2 separate regions of the Homo sapiens genome follow, and region 2 is linked to region 1. A link is a loop called in an ENCODE intact Hi-C map of the cell type or tissue named here. Cell type or tissue: dorsolateral prefrontal cortex. All regions are shown on one strand. Each heading gives the region's core, and the rest is flanking DNA. Links, peaks and the distances in the headings are about the cores only.

Region 1 (10,790 bases), core at 3,054-8,053:
CCACACACCTATTTTGTCTCTCCCTGATGGACTTGGACAGGGCAGATAACATTCATGATTCCACACTGCCACATCTGTGCTGTCAGGAGTGTCATAGCATGGAACTAAAATAAAGACAGCCAGGTCAAGTGATGACAGGACTCATTCTCCTGTTGTGGTGCCTTTTGTGTACAGGACCCCAACATCTACTCTCATTTGTCCTCAGATGCTGAGTGTCCACGTGAGTCACCCTGACAACACCACCCAGTGTGACAGCAGTGCAGGCGGGAACATCTCCATTGGCTTCCCAGCCCTGGCCATTCTCAGAGGCAGGGGACACGGACGCTGGCCGCATGGATGTGAGTCTCATTTCCAGGGGTCCTGAGCCAGCTCCATGTGTGATCTGATCTCCACCTGGCTGCTCTCAACATAACCATCCCCCAGCCCTGAGGGAGCTCTGAGAATTGTGCAGCCCTCAGCTCCCCAGGACCTGCAAGGCCCCACTGAAACCAAATGACCCCTGCTGGTCGCCTGGGGTCCCAGCCTGGTTTGTTTCCTTCTCTCTAGAATCACAGACCTGTGCTGCCTGCTTAGTGTCTGAAAACTGCTGTTTCCTGGTTTCTATTCAAGCTCCAAGTTGTTTATGGCAGAGGTAGGGGACCAGTCTGGCCAATTACTCTGTCATGGACACAAGCTCCTGAGCTGCACTTTATAATAAACGCACATGACTAGGACTTGTGTCCCAGGCTCCATCCCTTGTCCTTGGACAAGGGCCTTGTCCAAGGCCCTTGTTTTTGGCCTCAGGGACGCCACTGCCTCCCACTCAGCTCCATCCCCCACACAGATTCTGTCCCTGAGTCCTGCTGGTTCTAGCCAGACCTGTCTCTGGAATCTGCCTTCTCCTCCCACTCGTCACACCTTACTCACCTTGCCTCATGACCACCCTCTGCCTCCTTCTTCAAACCTCTCCAGGGATCACCTGAGACGTACACCCCATCCTGATACAGCTCTGTTTAATCCTTACCCCACATTGTGACCACAGCAGGCCTTGCTTTCCATTAGGAAGACACTTGGGTCACCTCATCTCCACCTGCCTGTCCAGACCCAGCTCCTGCTGCTCCCATCACACTCACCTGGACATGTACACCTGTGGCCTTCTGCATCATGTTCACCTAGACGGGTACACCTGTGGCCTTTGCATCATGCTCACCTGAATGTGCACACCCACAGGCCTATGCTTCATGCTCAGCTAGACAAGCACACCATTGTCTCCTCTGCCCCAGGATGCTCTCCTTCCAGCCCTTCCCTTGCAGAGCCCCAGGCAGCTTCACCGTCACCTGTAGGATCCTGTCACCAGCCAAATCAACTATTCCCCTGCCCCAGCCTCCCAGTGGGATGTGTATAGTGGCCTCTCCCCTCAGAGTTGTAAACACATGGAGAACAGGAATTGCATTTTATTTTGTCTGTTTCCCTAGAGGCCCCTGCAAGGGTCCCATCCAAACTCAACGCTCACATTCTGGCTGACGTTAATTATGCCCAGATGAGCTGTAAGAGCTGGCCGTGATTAATAAAGAGATCAAGGAACCCCAGAATGCAGATCCCAATTCCAACTCTGAGCACAGGAGACCGATTCACCCTCCACCCCAATTAGGAGCTAAAATGGTGGAATTAAATTGGCAAACATGAGTTGGAAAGAAAATCCTCAAACTAAGCAAAATCAGGAGAAAAAAAGACAGTCTTAGGGGAGAAACTAGGAATCCCTGCGAAGGAGGTGGAGAGAAGGAAAGAGCTGAGACACGTTTCCTGGGTCACTCCCTGTCCATCAGCTTCCTGTCACTTGCTGTACATGCAGCTTTATCATCAGAGCGAGTGAATAAACAGCCCCCCTGAGCCACAGAATGAGCCTGAGCTTTCGAAGGGCAGGTGGGCAGGTTGCAGGCAGCAGAGCCCACTCAGGAGCATCTCCAGCCAGACCTGCCTGCAGCAGGGAGGGGAGGACCTCGGGATTTGGGCAGCATGTGTGTCTCCAGGGCTGGGAAAGAGAAGATCACAAAGGAAATGGGACAGGAGAGCTCCAGAGAGGGGTTCCCAGCCAAAAGAGAATGGGGATTTTTCATAAAAAATAGAAAACATACATTTTGCTACAGAAAAACAAATAAAATTCACAAAGTTCAGATGTAAGGTTTGGGGGTCCACAGGTCTTTCTGAAGCCCCTGCCATGTGCCAGCCTCTGAGGACACAGAGACAAACAAGACACAGTCTTTGCCTCCAGGGAGCACAGAGAGACTGCAGTGGGGAGGCCTGGGAATAAGCAGAACCTGATGCAGCCTGGTGAGTGGCCAGGTAGGAACAGCCCAGGTCTCAGAAGGAACCTGTAAGAGAGTAACGAGGCAGATTTAAAGCAACAAAAACCCTGCACCTCCCTCTTCCCTTTAGGGCTGAAGGCTCCTCAGCAGGCAAAGCCCCACAGAGGGTGGAGGCAGGATGAGCCCCCTAGATCCCGGCTCCCAGAAGCAGGGCCCCGACAGTGAGTGCCCTGGCAGCCTCTTGAATCCTTCATGCAAGGAGGCGTTTTTAGACTGTTTCCTGGGACCTGTTTTGGAAGCTTTGGGAAAATGCACAGTTATCAGCACACAGCTGGTGATCAATAAATGCAGGTTTAACTGTAATGGTCTGGGGATTCGTCCTGGCCATCTTCCCAGGAAAGCTGCTTCCTTTATAAAACCAGAAGCACAGTTGGCTCCTTTTCACCTTGTGTCAGTCAAATAGGCTCGGGGGTGCTGTGGTAGCAAACGCAATATTTGGGTGGCTTTAAAAATAAAACCTTATTTCTCATGGATATGCTGATACATGTCCAGCGGGAATTGGATGGGTGCTCCACTCTAAGGGTCACAAACTGCAGCCCATGGGCCAAATTCGGCCTGCCACTTGTTTTTGTAACTAAAATGTTATTAAACACAGCCACGCTCATTCATTTACTGCTTCTGTGCCATAACAGTGGAACGTAGTAGTTGCAACAGAGCATGGCTTCCAAAGCCAGAAATATTTACTATCTGGCCCTTTACAGAAAAAGTGCACCAGTCCCTGGTCTACTCCACATCTCTTTACTCCAGAATCACCCTGAGGTAGAGATCTGGAAAGTTCCACAACAGTAAGTAAACGCTGTGGCATAAAAGCAGCAAATGCAACAACTTCCACTTACAACTCCCTGGCCAGAAATCATCACATGGCTCCACCCAACCACAAGGGGGCTGGAGCCGTGATCAAATCATTAGTGAAACATACAAGTGATTACACATACCTTCAGATTACTTAAAAAAAAAAAAAAATCCAACCCTTGAAGATAATCCATCCCTGGACAACGACGTGTAGAAATGATCTGGTCCAACAACCTTTTCAGGGAACTCAGAAAATAGTAAAGAAAGAATAAAGACACTGCCCCCACCAAAATCACACAAATCACACACAGTTCCTTTCTCTTACTAGTATTTCTTCTTATTTAAACCTCCCGTCACCAACATCTCCTTGCAAATTTCTCTCGAGCTCTTTAGGAAAGTCCTCTGTGCCTTCCTGGGCTGGGCAGAATTTCAAATCTGATTTACTTTAATCACTAAGCACAGGCTGTGATTCCCACAAATGTCCCCAAATGCCAGGCTTTATCCTCATCAGCACTTTGTTCTTGCCTCGAACTAAGCCCCTCGGTTCCCAAGATAGCATTCACCACTAGTACTTTACGGTTTCCTGCATTCTTCTCCTTCCCTCTCCTCTCTCTCCCCCTAGTCGGGTCTTTATTCTTACTCCTTCCACCTTTCATTTCCTCCACCCCATTGTTCCCCCTCCTGAAATGTGCAGTTGCCTCTCCTCCACTCCAGACTCCCCTCCCTTACCCCCCAATTAGGAATCACTCCAGAATTCCCTTGAATCGTCAATGGTTGTTTGTTGCACTCTAGTAAACTCAAACTGCGTATTTCTTCTTTTAAGACATAGAGCACCTTCTGTTCAGATTGCTTGAGGGCCTTGGATGGTGAGGTGTATTTTAAGTTTTTAATGAGTCCAATTCAGTGCAGGAATTTTAAGTTCTACATTTAAAGTTCTCTTATTAGCTTCTCAGGGACCAAAAAAGTATCAGTGCATAGCACTTAAAATTTCACTTCTTAACCTAGAGATAGTTCACAGTTTCTATCATGATTGAAAATAAACATCAAGCGAGGCATCATATCCACTTGTTAAAGAGAAAAACAGCCAATGAACTAGGAAAGTCCTCAGATGCAAAGCAAACAAATGGAGAAACCTAACAGGATCATCCAGAATGGAATGGTTTCTATCTTCCTAAAACTATATTTATAAATCCTTTCCTAAGAGATAAATAAGCAGATTTCTGGATGACAGAAATGTTTTCTCTTTTGAGCGCTAAGCAAGATGTTTGCTATCACAGCTCTGTCTTTGCAAATGCCTATATGAAGACCTTAAATTACTGAAGAGGCCAAGCTATCTGCTAGCACTTGGTTTCATTACAGAGGGGGTGTTCATTCTCATCACCTTCATATGCAGAGAAATGCTAGGAATTGCCAGAAATGTCACACACACACACACACACACACACACAAACACACACACACACACGGCTGGCTGTAGGCAGGCACTTCCTTTTGCCATCTTTCTGCGTAACTGTTGCCATGTATAGGTTCACAATGGAAAACTGAGCCAGGGAGAAAAGGTGGAATAAATTCAAAGCCAGTGTCCTTATTTTGGTTATTATTTTATTTTAGATGCCAGACTGAAGCCAGGCTACAGTGCTTTTTCACTGTAAAGTTGTCATAATGATAACTTTGCTGCCTCTTTCTGAAAACAGAAACGTGGCATTCATCACAGGGCATCATCTACATAGGTGGGTCTAAGCCAGAGCCCAGAAATCTCTGTTAAAACGGGCCCTACTTGAAAGCTCCATTCAGCTCTCCAGAGCCATGTGCAGAAGCAAAACAATAGTAAATTCAGCAAGGACAAGAGATGTCTTCTGTTGAGTCTGGCCCTGTTCCTAGGATAGGGGATTAGGACAAGCTGCCCAAACAGTAATTAACAAGGCAGGACAATCCAAAAAGGCACCGTGATTGGCTGTGGCATGGTGACAAGCAGAGTCGGTACACACCAGGCTGAGCATCCTGCATGCTCTGGGGTTTGGTGACAGGCATCTGCCCCTACAAAATGGCAGGGTTTAATAAGCTAATGTGTGTTTGGAAATCTCCAAGAGAGGAATAGGAATAGAAAATGCACTATGAAGCAGCTCTCACACTGACTGGATCACCTATCCTTTACACTGGTGTTTCATGGAGCATCTCTAAACAGACTAACCTACTGTAATTGGCATTTAGGAAATAACTATGCTAAAGAAGGTTTTCAGTGATTTTTTTGCACTTGGTTTTCAATGTATAATTTACTTTCAAGTCAAAGGCCTTAGGCAATACTGATACAAATCTTTTCAATGATTACATTTCATCATGATAATATTATAAATGTATGAGACCTAGAAGAGAATTTAATAATTGTACATTAATGCTCTTGCTTTGAGGTCGACAAAAGTAAGGCCCAAAGAGACAAAATGTTTGTGCATGGACAGACACACTGCGATCCATTTTCCTCTGATACTTGGCCCAGCATCCGTCACCATTCCATGCTGACACTTCTTATCATCATTTTTCTCATTAGAGAAAAAAACTAGAAGGAAAAAGAAGAGATATGATGGAAAAAGGCAACTCCTTTTGCAGTCTACAAAAAGGTCACCAAATGCTCTCATTTAAAATTCATATTATAAAATTTGAAAGTCAAATACAAGGAATGAAAGCCCACAGAATGTGAGTGAATTAAAAAAATTTAAGTGTTGGATTATGTGTGTGTGTGTGTGTGTGTGTGTGTGTGTGTGTGTGTTTTACTGAAATGCAAAAAACAAACAGGATTATTTTTAAATTATAGGAGACAAGCCTTGAGATTTTAGTGTAAGAGATAAAGTGCAAAGCCACAGAATATAAGATTGATAATTAAACTACCGCAATACTTACAACGTAAGGCAAAAGACTCCATGAAAATGTGAAGGGAAGTGACAAACTAAAGATAATATTTGATACATAAATTTAAAAGAATGAATATCCAAAATATGTAATGAATACATATAAATCAATAATGAAAAATCAGCTAGTGGGCAAATGACACGAAAAGAGATTTCACAGAAAAGGAAATACAAATGGCCAATAAACATATGAAAAGATGTTCAATGTTGTTGTCAGTCACCAAAATGAAAATTAGACCAATAAGGGGATATTTTTGTCACTCATCACATTGGCTACATTTCAAAGATTATATAATGTCAAGCACTGAGGAGGCTGTGGAAAAATGAGAACTCCTATGCATCACTGGTAGAGTATATACTACTACTGTCATTTTGGAAAACTGTGGCTGCTCCACTACCATTTAAAATGTTCAATAGCTATAACCTAGCATTTCCATTTCCTGATAGCTAGAAAAGTACTTTTACATGTACACAGGGAGACACATGCAAGTATGATTAACCCATCATTATTAGAAACAGTACAAATTTGGAAAAAACTAAATGTCTGTCAATGCAAGAATGGCTAAGTAAACCATGATATAGCCCTATTATCAAATACTTTATAGAAGTTAAAAGAATCAAGTTGGGAGACTTTTGCTTTCAGTAATGGCAGTCTCAGTGACCCCAAGAAATTCTCCTGCTGGGGACAACAAGAGAAACTAGTCAAAATATAAATATGACTTACAGCAGACATCAAAAAAAATTTTAAAGGTAAAAAATTACACAGCTGGAATCCAGGGGATGAGATAGGTGCATGAAGATGAGCCCAGAACTGGGGGCCTCTTTTCTTCTGTGGGCATTTGCTAATACCAGACGGGGGTCAGCTAAGAGGCTAAGAACTTTCGACAACCTCACAAACCTAAAACAGACACCAGAATCCAGAGCCCACAAAGTGGAAGAAGCCTCACAAATCTTTCAACATCCTTCCCCCAACACACTTTAATTTGTTTGGGAACCCCAAAGAACCACACCATGGGAATAAGAGTGAATCAGACATGGACAGTCAGTCCCTGAACATGAATTAAAGTGATCTGAGTTTTTTCCTGATATCCTGGAATGCTAGTGCCTCTGGGCACATGCAAAAGTAAACTAACTATTCATGCTATTCATAAATTCTCTCTGGAGAAAAGTGCCTTCATCTAAGGACTCAAATTAATTATTTCCACAAACATTTCTGAAAACACGATGTCTGACACATAATGAAAAATACCTACACACATGAGGAGACGAGGTAACTGCCAAAGCATGAATAGTAAAAAAAAAAAAAACAGTAGACCACAGAACTGGACCCACAGGGGAATGTAATACTGGAGCTCTCAGGCATAATCTTAATGTTTTAACATCTTATTTAGAAATAACTTCAAACTTACAAAAAAGTTGCAAGAATATTACCAAGAATACCCAGATTCATTTATTGTCAATATTTTATGCTATTTATCATTTTCATTGTTGTTTTCTTATTCTTGTGCATCTACATGCACTCACTCTCTTCATTCTCTGTCTCTCTCTCTCCCCCAATATATACATACGTATGTATACACTTTTTGTACTTTTTCTGAACCATCTAGAAGTAATTTACTTATGCCATGGCCACTTACCCCTAAATACTTCGGTGTGCATTCCCTAAGAATAGGAATATTCTAGAACAGAACCATAGTACAGTCATCAATTTCAGTAAATTTAACATTTATACAATACTTATATCTAATTAACTGCTTATATTCCAGTTTTATCAATTGACCTAATAATGTCCTTTATAGCAATTTTTTCCCCAGGACAGGATCTCATGTGGTGTCTGTTATTGCATATCCCTTTAGTCTCCTTTAATTTGGAACACTTCTACAGTCTGTCTTTGTTTTTTAAGACATTGACACTTTTGAAGAGTACAACATACACACACACACACATACACACCCTCACTGCCTTTTAAAAAATAGATCTCTCCTGATTTGGGGTTTGTCTAATGTTTCCTCATGATTCAATCCAGTTAAATCACACATTGCTAGCTGGAATACTTACATAAGTGATGTTGTGTCCTTGTCAGAGAATCAAACCTGGGGGCAATGGGTGTCCATGTGCCCCTCATTGGTGATATTAATTTCAGCTACATAGTCAAGGTATTGCTCAGTTTCACCAACGTAAAATTACTATTTTTTCCCCTTATAATTAATAAGCGATCTGTTAGGAGACATTTTGAGACCATGTAAATAATGTGCCAATCATCAAAATTTTCCACTAGATTAGCATCTGCCAATAACTTGTGCCTGACACAATCTTTATTTATGCTGATGTTAAAATTCTGGGGTTTTTTCAATGCCAGCATTCCCTCCATATTTAATTGGGCCTCAGTATCTTACTGTACACAAGAGAAAGCCAAAAAGTCACTCTCCTATCACGATTTATTTATGTGCTTATTTATTTTTGTTTTATTATCTACACGGGTTTGTGAATTCCTATATTTTCAATAGTTTAGATTCATTACTGTGCCTATTTTGGTGCTCAAATTCTTCCATATTTAACCAGTGGAAACCTCTTCAAACTTTGTTCTATGTAATTAAGACATGCCATCATCATTTTTTTTATCTTCCTAATTTTTTGGCATAACTAACAAGACACAACAGGTTCACCTTGTATCTACTCTGACCAGAACTGAAGTCAGCCATTTCTCCAAGGTATCACTTCTTCTCTACTTTTAAAAGGGAAGAATACAAAAGAATATAAAATGGTAAAATTTGACTGCAAGTTATCCTCATAGCTACTGAAATGCAATTGATTCTTAGCCCTTCTACTGAACAGAGCTAAAAATATACATGTACATATAACATGTACAAATCCACATACACATACAGTTAAACATACATGCATACCCATATATACAGGTACAAATGTGAATACACAGTTTTGAAATCATAAGTCATACCACTACCTCCAGTTACAATTCAATGCCACAAGACTCTTTCTACATTTAATATTCAAATGTCATTTCTTTGGTTGGCTCCCAACTACACTAAAATGTTGACTCATTTGCTTACTCTTGAAAACTTCTAAAATTATTTCAGAATTGTTACACCCCTACCAATGCATAAAACATATTTACTTACAAGGACACCAGGATTTTTGAATTAAGGCCCACTCTAACCTACTGATACTTTAATCTTTGACTTCTAGTGCCTGGAACTGTGAGAAGTAAATTTCTATTGTTTAAGCAAAAAAAAAACCCCACAATTTGATACACTTCCATGTCATACCATACTCCCCAAGATACTAGAGAAAGATGAGCAAATTAAACAGAAAGGAGAAAACCATAAAGATAAAAGTAAAATCAATGAAATGGAAAATAGACAATAGAGAAAAGCAATAAAATGAAAAACTAATTCTTGGGAAACATTAAAAAAATTGATAAATCTCCAGCCAGACTAGTCAAGAATAAAACAGAAAATAGAAAAGTTATGAATATCAGGAATAAAATAGTATTACAGATCCTGCAAACATTAAAAGGGCAATAAGAGAATGTTATAAGCAATTTCATGCAAATAAATTAATTCAGCAAATTCCTTGAAAGACAAATACCAAAGCTCACACCAGACAAAATAGATAAACTGACCAGATATTTCCTCAAAGATATATGAATGGGCCAGGCGCGGTGGCTCACGCCTGTAATCCCAGCACTTTGGGAGGCCGAGGCAGGCAGATCACCAGGTCAGGGGATCAAGACCATCCTGGCTAACACAGTGAAACCCCATCTCAACTAAAAATACAAAAAATTTAGCCGGGCATGATGGTGGGCGCCTGTAGTCCCAGCTACTCAGGAGGCTGAGGCAGAAGAATGGTGTGAGCCCAGGAGGCAGAGCTTGCAGTGAGCCGAGACTGCGCCACTGCACTCCAGCCTGGGGCACAAAGCGAGACTCCATCTCAAAAAAAAAAAAAAAAAAAAGATATATGAATGCCAAATAAGCACAATAAAAGATGCTCAAAATTTTAGTTATTATGGAAATGTAAATAAAATCACAGTAAGATACCCCTATATACTTACTAGGATGGCTAAAATTGAAGACTGACAATATCAAATGTTGACAAGAATGAGGAGCAACTGAAACTCTCATACATTACTGTAGGAAGCATAAAATCATACAATCACTTTGAAAAACAATTTGGGAGTTTCTTATAAAATTAAATATATACTTACCATATGACTCAGAATTCCCATTCCTGAGTATTTACCCAAATATTTGTATGTGAATGTTCATAGCAGCCTTATTCATAATAGCTTGCAACTGGAAACAAACTAAATGTCAATGAACAGGTGAATAGACAATAAATTATATCTATACAATGGAATACTACTGGGATGGGGAAGTTGAATACTGATATACACAGCATCATGGATAAACCTTAAAGCATTCTTCTGAGCAAAAGATGCCAGACACATCTTTTCATCTTTATTAAACTGTAGGAAAGATCCATTCAATCTATAAAAATGAAAAGCAGGTCTGTGGTTGCCTGGGAAGAGGAGTAGGAATGTCTGATTGGGATAAAGCACAAAGAATACTTAAGATCAGACAGTATGGCACTATTCTGCATCTAGTTGATGGTGATTAGTTGGGTGAATAAATTTGTCAAAACTCATCAAAATGAATTTTTTTTTTTTTGAGACAGAGTTTTGCTCTTGTTGCCCAGGCTGGAGTGCAATGGTTGCAACCTTCACCTCCTG
Region 2 (10,790 bases), core at 1,866-6,865, 75 kb before region 1:
ACATAAATATCAGGCTTGCAGCGGGCAACCCAACATCAAAGTGCTCAGAGACAGCCTGCATATTCACAACCCCCAAACTGTGATACATAATCTAGTTCGCTGTCAACAGTGACTTGTTTTTTTAAAAGAAAATTATTGTCTCAGAACACAGGTTCCTAAGGCCGGGTGTGGTGGTTCACGCCTGTAATCCCAGCACTTTGGGAGGCCGAGGGGGGCAGATCACCTGAGGTCAGGAGTTCAAGACCAGCCTGGCCAACATGGTGAAACCCCGTCTCTACTAAAAATACAAAAATTAGCTGGGCATGGTGGCGCACACCTATAATCCCAGCTACTCAAGAGGCTGGGGCAGAAGAATTGCTTGAATTCAGGAGGCGGAGGTTGTGGTGAGCCAAGATCGCACCACTGCACTCCAGCCTGGGCAACAGAGTGAGACTCTGTCTCGAAAAAAAAAAAAATACAGCTTCCTGATTATTTTACTACCTTTAAGGGGTTGTAAAATAGGACCATAAAATCCCTTGCATAATCACTCTCAATTTGGGGATTTGGGGCTCACCCAACAAGCAGGACAATTCCAGGGCAGTATTTTCTGACGGATGTGCTGCATGACAGCCATCCTTGTGAGACAGGTCATAGATATTAATGATATTGACAGAGTCTTTAAAAATTTGTCATGTCTCATCCCTGCCGCTGAAGCCCCTGGAATTCCACTACTTTGTTGCTCTGACTGACAACCACCCATTTCTTTCCCGAACTTGCTTAGCTGGGTCTATTTTTCCCTTTCGCCTTCAGAAATTATACATCAGCAAAGGTTTTCCCAAATAGAGGCAGGTCAACTGAACCAAACATCTTAATGGGCTTTTCCCTTCCTTTCCACTGAGCTGACTCCAGTTCACTCTCCAAGAGCAGTCCCTGTAATATTGTTATGTTTTTAATGTAAGTTAGGAAACGGCATAACAGCTAAATCCAGTTATGGGGCCACTGTGGCAAGGGGTTTACTAAATGGCCTCCCTGGCACTATGTGCTGGAATAACAGTGTGGGTAGTTGGCTTGCAGCGCCAGGAGAGCCACAAGTAGGGTGCCCACTCTGCACCAAGTGCTACGGCGGCATTTACAAAGCACATGGCTTTCAGCTCAGCCGACAAAGACGGTTACTTGTGGCCATTTGTAAAGTGCACCCAGTGGACAGGCATTCTCCTTGACAATTTAAAATTAGTCCTTTCAGCTGTGAGAGGGTAGGATCAATCAGGTGAAATGGTGCGTATATAACTGAGGTTATGGCTGTTTGCAGAACACCTTGCTCATTCTGTTATATTAGAGAACCTAAGAGACAGAAACCTTCAGTCTATTCTAGATACCAACTGCCAAATGTTTTGTGTCTTCCTCAACGGTAATTATACTGACAAACTTGTAGTTTTGTGGGAAGGGGGAGAAACACAGACCTTCCAGGTAGGCTATGACATCAGGGTGACACAAAAATAATTCTCAGGCCAGGCACAGTGGCTCGCTCCTGTAATCCCAGCACTTTGGAAGGCCAAAGTGTGAGAATCACTCGAGCCCAGGAGTTAGAGAACAGCCTGGGCAACATAGTGAGACTTTGTCTCTACAAAAAAATAAATAAAAATCAGCCGGGTGTTGTGGCATATGCCAGTAGCCCCAGCTCCTCAGGAACCTGAAGTGGGAAGATCACTTGAGCCTTGGAGGTTAAGGCTGCAGTGAGCTATGAACATACTGCTGCACTCCAGCCTGAGTGGCAGAGCAAGACTCTGTCTCAAAAACAAAAACAAAAACAAAACAAAAAGAAAAGAAAAAGAAAAAATAAAATAACATTCAAAGACAGTAAAAGTTCTGTCCTGTCCTGATTAGCAGAGTCCAGTCAACACGACTGAGTGTGAGTATTGTGTAGCTGAGTGAATGGCTGGAGATTTAGCAGCCTGGCAGAGTCATCATCTGGAACTCCAGTTCTCACTGCACACGCGAAGGTGCAGTGACTGGGCTGCCCCGGATCTAAGTGGTTAATGGCACTCATGTAGCCCCCCGCCTGCCTCTTATACCTATAGTGAGCTAGTGTCCCCCTAAAATTCATGTTCACTGACAACCTCAGGATGTGACCTCATTTGGAAATAGAATTTTTGCACATCATTAGTTTAAATGAGGTCATACTGGATTAGGGTGAGCCCTCAATGCAAGGACTGGTGTCCTTATAAGGGGAGGACACAGAGACACAGACACACACACACAGCTTATGTGATGACAAAGGGAGAGATGAGGGCAAGGTGGCCACAGGCTAAGGAACGCCTGGAGCCAGCGGAAGCTGGAAGAGGCAGGGAAGACTCCTTCCCTGGAGGCGTCAGAGGGAGCACCTCCCTGCTAACACCTTGATTTCAGACTTCTGGCCTCCAGAGCTGTGAGAAAATAAATTCCTATTGTTTTAAGCCACCTAGTTTGGGGTAATTTGTTACTGCAGCCCTAGAAAACTAATATAGCACCCAAAACAGACATTGTTTACTGATTGGCATCATTTTTCCTGCCTAACATAGCGCTGCAGCAGACGACCATTTGGCACATGATGTAAAACCCACTTCCCACCCCCAAACCAGATGGAGCTTTACAGGATGCATCCTAGTTGGGGGTCGGGGAGTGGAGGAGAGACAGAGAGAAAGAGAGAGAGAGAGGAGAAAAGAAAAGAAATGGAAGCAACCTAAATATTCGTCAATAGGGAAATGGTTTAAAAAAAAAAAAACTATGGAATAACCTACTGCAGAATATAACAGTTTTTAGATAATAATTAAGCTCTATTCATATTAGCACAAAAGGGCTCCAAAGCATGTTGTTGACTGTAAAGAATATTACACTCAACATAATGCCATTTGTTTTAAAATGCAACCACACATAAAGCCGTACCAAGGATTTTCTGCAGCCCCACATACATTTGTTTGGTTTTGTTACAGACAGGGTCTCGCTCTGCGGCCCAGGCTGGAGTGTGGTGGCACAATCACAGCTCACTGCAGCCTTGAACTCCTGCGGCCCCATATATATATGAGAATGTAGATACATAGAAAGATAACGTTCTGGCTAAAAGAAATAAAATGATACACAATCATTCATTTGGGTGAGGCAGCAGGAATTAGTGAGCAGCCAACGGGCACTTATCTGTGATGTTTTAGGAAGATGTATTCAAGCACTGTTTAGATTTTAAAGTTTTACACAAAACAAAAGACGAAAGACAAGACATAGACTGCTCCAGAAGCCTTCAAACCTTTCTAAAATGCCCTCCTACTTATGGCTTCCCAAAGCTGGGACAGACCCCAAGGGCCCATGTGGCACCTGCTGGCCCTTCCTTGGGGTAAAGCACCCCTACTCAGCACTGGAGACTCCACAGACAGAGGCTACCCCCGTCTGAATCCCAGCGACCAGCAAAGTGAGTGAGCACAGGACACACAGAGGTGGGAAGGCAGAGAAAGGCTCTCTTGACAGGAAGGAGAGCTTTGCAAGAGTCAAGTCCCTGTTGGCCTTTGGGGCCACCAGGCAGAATCATTCAAAGAAAATAAAAGGCCTCCTGGGTACTTAATAAGTTTCAGGCCGGGCACAGTGGCTCATGCCTGCAATCCTAACAATTTTGGAGGCTAAAGTGGAAGGATTGCTTGAGCCCAGGAGTTTGAGACCAGCCTGAGCAACATGGTGAGACCTCATCTCTACAAAAAATTAAAAAGTAAAAAGTAAAAACTTAACCAGGCATGGTGGCATGCCTGTGGTCCCAGCTACTTGGGAGGCTAAGGCAGGAGGATCACTTGAGCCTGGGAGACTGAGGCTGCAGTGAGCTGTGATTGTGCCACTGCACTCCAAAATGGGCAACAGAGTGAGGCTTTATCTCAAAAGAAGAAGGAAGAGGAAGGAGGAGAAGGAAGAAGAAACAAGGAGGAAAAAGGAAGAAGGAGGAGGGAGGAAGAAGGAGGGGGAAGAAAGGAGAAGAAGGAAGGAGAAAGGAGGAGGGGGAGGAAGAAAGAAAGAGGGGGGAAGAAAGGAGCAATAATAACAGAAATAAAGTACACAATTAATGTAACACACCTGAATCATCCTGAAACCATCCCCTCATCCTGGTCCATGGAAAAATTGTTTTCCATGAAACCAATCCCTGGTGCCAAAAATGGTTGGAGACTGCTGATATATAGCACATATAACATGCAAAACATGTGTTGATTAACTATGTTGTCAGTAAGGCTTCTAGTCAACAGTAGTCTATTAGTAGTTAAGTTTTCAGTCAGTCAAAAGTTATACTGAGATTTTTGACTGTAGAGGGGTCAGTGCCCCTAATGCCTGCATTGTTCAAAGGTCAACTGTTTATGTTTCTTGCATTCATCAGTCCCCTCCCCTAGCATGACAGCATGAGAGTTGAGGCCTTGTCTGCCTAATTCATCGCCATTCACCAGAACAGTGCTCGGCACAGAAGAGGCATACAAACGCTGTCTGGAATAAAGAAGTATTTGTGTCCAGGCCTTGTTGTAAGGTTTCAGGCCAATACGACTAAAAAGGAATCTGATGATCTCTCATTGTAGCCTGTGCTGAGCCCATGTGCCCAGTTGCCTAGAAACTCACAAGTGTGCTCATTTTTTTATTCCAATCTTTTTGAAAGATAATGTGGTTTTTATCTGCATGTGCAGAGCCAGGCTTTTTAGTTTTAAGAACAGTCGTTGAAGGGTGGACTGCAGCCCTCAACACCAAGCCACCCACGGAAATAAAGCTCTAAGCTCAAAGCTCAGTAATTGGGCAGAAAACCTAAAGAAGGGACACCATTGAAGGAAAAAGGCAAATTTGTGCCTTCAGAGGAAAAAAAAAAAGAAATAGACACATTTGTTAGCATTTCTTAGCCACGGAGAGGGGGCAAAAAGACGATACAGATGTAGAAGATAATGCAGAAAGCACCACTGTCACCCTGGGTGGCAGCATCCCTCTCCTTAGACCACCCTTTTCAAGAAGCGGTTTTTGAAGCTTTTGACCATCTGTGCTGCTCTGCTAGAAATGGAAATCTTAGACATAAATGGTTTCCAAGGCCTAATAGTTTCAACTTCAAAACTTTCATCCATTCCATTTTCTCTCTTTTCATTCACTAAAAAATTATGAATCCAGCACATAGTGATGCTAAGTAAATGTTTGCTATTCACCGTTTGGGTGGCTGGGTTGGATGGGTGGATGGAAAAGTAGATGCGTAGATGGAAGGTGGATTGGTGGATGGAAGGGTGAATGGGTGGATGGAAGGGTGGATGGGTGGATGGAAGGGTGGCTGGGTGGTTGGAAGGGTGAATGGGTAAATGGAAGGGTAAATGGGTGGATGGGTGGATGGAAGGGTGGATGGGTAGATGGAAGGGTGGATGGGTGGATAGAAGGGTAAACGGGTGGATGGAAGGGTGGATGGGTGGATGGAAGGGTGGATGGGTGGTTGGAAGGGTGGATGGGTGCATGGAAAGGTAAATGGGTGGATGGGTGGTTGGAAGGGTGGATGGGTGGATGGAAGGGTGGATGGGTGGATGGAAGGGTAAATAGGTGGATGGAAGGGTGAATGGGTGGATGGAAGGCTGGATGGGTGGATGGGTGGATGGAAGAGTGGAGGGTGGATGGAAGGGTGGATGGGTGGATGGAAGGGTGGATGGGTGGATGGGTGGATGGAAGAGTGGAGGGTGGATGGAAGGGTGGATGGGTGGATAGAAGGGTAAACGGGTGGATGGAAGGGTGGATGGGTGGATGGAAGGGTGGATGGGTGGATGGATGGATGGAAGGGTGGATGGGTGGATGGATGGATGGAAGGGTGGATGGGTGGATGGGTGGATGGGTGGATAGAAGGGTAAATGGGTGGATGGAAGTGTGGATGGGTGGATGGAAGGGTGGATGGGTGGATGGGTGGATAGAAGGGTAAATGGGTGGATGGAAGGGTGGATGGGTGGATGGAAGGGTGGATGGGTGGATGGAAGGGTAAATGATTGGATAGAAGGGTGGATGGGTGGTTGGAAGGGTAAATGGGTGGATAGAAGGGTGGTGGATGGGTGGATGGAAGGGTAAATGGGTGGATGGAAGGGTGGATGGGTAGATGGAAGGGTAGATGGGTGGTTGGATGGGTGGATGGCTGGATGAATGGAAGGAAGGAAGAATGAATGAGTGAGCACCTCCCCACAGCCGCCTCCCTCTGCCAGCCTGCCTGCTTGGCTACTACCTCAGCCCCCACCCTGGTGTCCATGACTGGGTCTCTCCCACTTCCTATCAGGCATTCTCCCAAAAGCTGTGTGTTTATCTTCATGAAGTAGAGGCTGACTTGCTACCCAAAATGTCAACAGCAACCAACACAATCCAGGATCACACACCTGTGGCAGCAAAGTCCTAAATCATAAGTCTGGGGTTGAATCCCAGGACAGCAGCACCTTCTCAGAGGGCACCAGGGGCACTGCGTGGGCAATTCCATGAGTGCAGATGCTTCAACTGCCCAGTCCATGGCTGTCACAGGTAAGATTACAAGGCCAGACCCTCATTCCCCCAGCATCTGTGTATGCCACCCAGTTTTAACCAATGGGAAGGAAGGTGCCACGGCCAACTGGGGCCTGTAGGAATAAGTCTCCTCTCCAGGGAGAAATGAGGGATGGCACAGTGGATGGCATCCCTGCCCCTTCCTTCCTGATAGTGACAACCCCTGTGCGAGGAGCCCAGCAGGCCTAGGAAGGTGATGGGAGGCTAAGAAGAGCCTTCAGTTGAAACCCTCCAAGCTGCAGCTAAGAGCTAGCCAGAGGGGATTTACAGTGGGCAGTTTTACTGTGTCACAAGGCAGGAGGCCCAGAGGAGGGAGGCTGGTAACGGGGTAGCTGGGCAGCCTGTGACACTGGCGAGGACACAGCCTCCCACCCTGTCTCTGCTCTGCCATCCCAGAGTGTGTGCAGCTCCTCTCACAGTGACACCTCCCACTCCTTACACAGTCACGCTCAGGGACAGAAAGCAGGAATAGCCCTGTGCTTCAATCCTTTTTAACGACAAGTTATTATTTCTCCAGACCCCTCACCCAACTAGGCAACTTCCCCCAGGGTGCAATAATCACAAGGGAAGGGGATGAACAAATCGTGATGGTTTAGGCCAATCCAGATGCCACCCTGGGACTGTGGAGGGGTCCAACCTTACCCAGTGGACCAAAGGATGTGGCCACTCAGTGGGCAAAGATCATAACCGAGGCCCTTTTAGCAAGAAAGCTGGGAAGGAAGCAGGAGGCAGGAGTGGCCGTTGGCTAAGAGAACACCACTGGCCACCACCCCACCTGCAGAGTATACCACAGGTCCTTCTTCTTCTGTCCAGCTACAACAAAATACCTGAGATTGGGTCATTTATAAAGAACAGAAATTTACTTCCTCACAGTTCTGGATGCTGGAAGGCCAAGACAGAGACCCTAGCAAGGTCAGTGTCTGCTGAAGATCTGGTCTCTTTGCTTCCAAGATGGTGCCTTGTTGCTGCGTCTTCCAGGGAGGACGAAACACCATGTCCTCGCATGGCGGAAGGGACAGGCACAGGGGCCTAAGCCAGCTTCCTCCAACCCTTTTATAAGGAAGCCATCCATTTGTGAGGGCAGAGCCCTCATGGCTAATCACTTTCCAAAAGGCCTCACCTGGTAACACCACCACAAGGGGGATTGAGTTTCCTCGTGAATTTTGGAGAGGACACATTCAAACCACAACATACAGAACTGCAATGAATACTTGTGGATTCATACATTCTTTGTGATCCGTAATAAATGATCCAAACCAATGAATAAAGGGTAACTCCAGAACAAAGATCAGACATCCTAGCCTAGTATGCAAGCCTACTAGAGTGTTCTGCTGCCCCCTTCTCTGTTCCCCTTATCACCTCCCCTCAGCCCAAACACCAGCCCCACCAAGCCACCTGCAGCCCTCTAAGCGCCCATGCTCTTGCTCCTACTCATTACACACATCATTCCATCTGCCTAGAACACCTTCCTTCTTTCCACTTGGCTAATGTCCATTCACCTTCAAGAATGAGATAGCACATTCCTTCCTCCCCTTTCTTCCCTGACCCTCTCAAACAGTAGGAGCTCTCCATGAGCTCCCAGACCCTCTGTGATTCTGTCTCTCTCTCTTCACCCATATTGTGCCCACCCTAAACCCTTTGGCTGTGTCTGACTCAGCAAATCAGCCTCCTTTCCTCCTCCTTTTCTCCAAGAGGAGAACCTACCATCATCCATCCTGAGGTTGAACTTCTGTTTTACCTTCTCCCAAAGTTTGACAACTACACCTATAGATGGCTAGATAACACAATGACAATGATGAAAATTATAACAGCTCAACATTATTGAGTGCATGCAGTATGCCAGGCCAATGGGCAAACACTTTACCTTAGTATATCATTTAATCCTCACAAAACTATCAGGCAGGGAATGTGATTTTTACAGTTTACAGATAAATAATTGGAGCTTCAGAAAGATTGAGTGACTTGCCCAATATCATGAAGCTAGTAACTGGAGTTCAAATTTCAAACTAGGCAGGTTGACCCAATAGCCCTCACTCTTGACCAAAATATCTCACTGCCACCTACCTCGAAGGTAATCATAATTGAAATTTTCCCAGGCAAATCAATAGGATAACGAAACTGGCTGGATAGAGAGGATTGTTAATCCCACACGCCAGCTGAATCTGATCCAGTGCCCTATCTGGGACATTTTCCCTTTACATACATGACTTTTATATTTGCTTTGATAGTTTAAGCATGTTCATATTTTTTATGGCTCAGTTTATCCATCTGACACCACTGTGAAGTAGACAGAAGAGGTACTCTTGCTTGTAAACTCACACATGAGCTACTAAAGCAAAGGGAGGTTAGGTGACCAGCCTGAGGCTACGTGGAGAATGAGAGGCCAGCTGGGCTTTGACTTCGGGTCTCCTCCTCCCAGTCCCAGGATTAGAGGACAGTGATGTGAAATTGTGACCAGAGCCCACCCAGCCCCTGTCCTGTGGCTGTCCACATCCCCCCTGGGGATGAGGATGCCTGTGAAAACTAAGAGACTCATGTTCCTTGGTGCTCTGGAAGCTCTGCTCTGGGGTCCTCTGGAAGAGCCAAGCACAATGAAAGTGCATCCCCGATGAGGAGAGAGTAGTATCCCTAGGATCTTGGAGCTGTCAGAGGTGCTAGAGTGACATGGAGGCCAAGAGAGCTCCCAAGGCAGCAGCCTGGGAGGCATTAAGCTGTAAGCTGGTGCAGGCAGCAGCCTGGGGCTACAACACAATGACAGAGCAGATCATGCGAGAAGAGATGGAGAGCCCTGAGCACCCAGTTTGAGGAAGCTCCAACTAGAGAGAGCTGGAATCCTGCATAAGCAAGTGTGGTAGGAAAATAACAGCCCCCTCCAGAGATGTCCACGTCCTAATCCCAGAACCTGTGAATATGTTACTTGGCATGGCCAAAGGAATCTCTGCAAGTGTGATGAAGTTAGGGATCTTGAGATGGGGAGATTATCCTGAATTATCTCGGTGGGCCCCATGTCATCACAAGGGTCCTTAAAAGGGAAGAGAAAGCAGGAGACTCAGAGAAGGTGATACAATGATGGAAGCAGAGATGAGAGTCACGTGGACCCACGAGCCAAGGAAAGCTGATGGCCTCTAGAAGCTGGAAACGGTACAGAATAAATTCTCCCCTAGAGCTTCCAGAAGGAACCAGCCCTCCTGACAACTTTGCTTTAGCCCAGGGAACCTACTTAAGACTTCTGACCTCCAGAACTCTAAGAGAATAAATCTGTAGGTTTTTAAAGTCATTGAGTTTATGGTAATTTGTTAGCGCAGCACAGGAAAATTAATAATATGGCAAGCAAGAGCTCTCTAGCCAATGGACTCAGGCTCTGATGGTAGGCATAACCATTTGTTCATTTGCTGAGCAAATACTATATATTCGGCACCATGCTGAAAAAACATCCAGCAAGCAAAACAAGCATGGCTCCTCTCATCAGGGAGCTTGAAATCCAGTGTGGAAGACCTGCAGTATGCTTGTTATCGATTCATGGCCTCTCAGCTCCAAGTTCACCCCTCATTACCTGCTCTGTGAAAATAGATCTGAGCCCTATTTTAATATTTTTGCTTTTCCAATGGGCACGATATTAGGCTTTGTCAGTAGAACATACTGGAGAGACAGTTTGGGAGGAAAGGGTTGACTTTCTGATGCTGAGGCCCTCTCTCTGCAGCTCCTGCCATGCACAGACCTTCTCCAGCATTGGTGGCTTCCTCGGTGTCCCACTCCTACAGTTCATGGTGGCCAGCAGCACCTCACAGCTGGCAGCTTTCCCCAAGGTCCACCTTCAGTAGTTTGGTAGCAAGTGCATCACTTGTGAACAGCTGTCCCTAGCACTACAGAGGACAGATTCCCATCAAGCTCTACTCGAGTGCTGCATCAGCAACTTGTCTGCCATTCAGTAAGCTGTGACCATAACCTCTCAAGAAATGTTGCTTTGGGGGGATAGGCAGGGAAACCTCTTCTTTCAGCATTATAGTTCAGCCCTCAGGCTAGCAGCTGCTCCCTGTATCTGCCATTCCTATACTCTTTAGAGTTCTCTTCACTTCTAACTAACCAATCCCTCACTATCCCAGTCCTCTGTGATAGTTAACAATTCTCTATTTTAAACTTTCCGTGTTCACATTCTTTCTTATGGCTGGACCTAGACTGAGACAGACAGGACACAAACACTCATAAATAAGCATGGATCACAGACTGTGATGGGATCTGCACAAGACAAGGACAAATAAGTGAAAATAGAAAGGGGGAGA

The links. Hi-C counts contacts between places; a loop is a spot of excess contacts. Peaks named below come from ENCODE experiments on the same cell type or tissue, not always from the same donor. Only the 100,000 strongest peaks of a DNase experiment are listed, where the experiment ranks them.
Region 2: it touches region 1 in a loop (22-fold over the local background); 5 of 110 quality-filtered maps call a loop at or near these places.

The regions. Positions count from the first base shown.
Region 1 is chr12:125,448,188-125,458,977 of GRCh38, reverse strand. All of the region lies in intron 3 of TMEM132B (transmembrane protein 132B), which reads right to left. Among named protein-coding and RNA genes, the nearest start is that of TMEM132B, 270 kb to the right of the region's middle. In dorsolateral prefrontal cortex, for the core only: no CTCF peak of the experiment used is centred there; a DNase peak (open chromatin) is centred at 5,097; H3K4me3 peaks cover 1,455 bases; H3K27ac peaks cover 3,334 bases.
Region 2 is chr12:125,522,184-125,532,973 of GRCh38, reverse strand. The region is part of intron 4 of TMEM132B (transmembrane protein 132B); the gene reads right to left. Among named protein-coding and RNA genes, the nearest start is that of TMEM132B, 340 kb to the right of the region's middle. In dorsolateral prefrontal cortex, for the core only: CTCF peaks have their summits at 4,316 and 4,521; a DNase peak (open chromatin) is centred at 4,473; H3K27ac peaks cover 3,944 bases.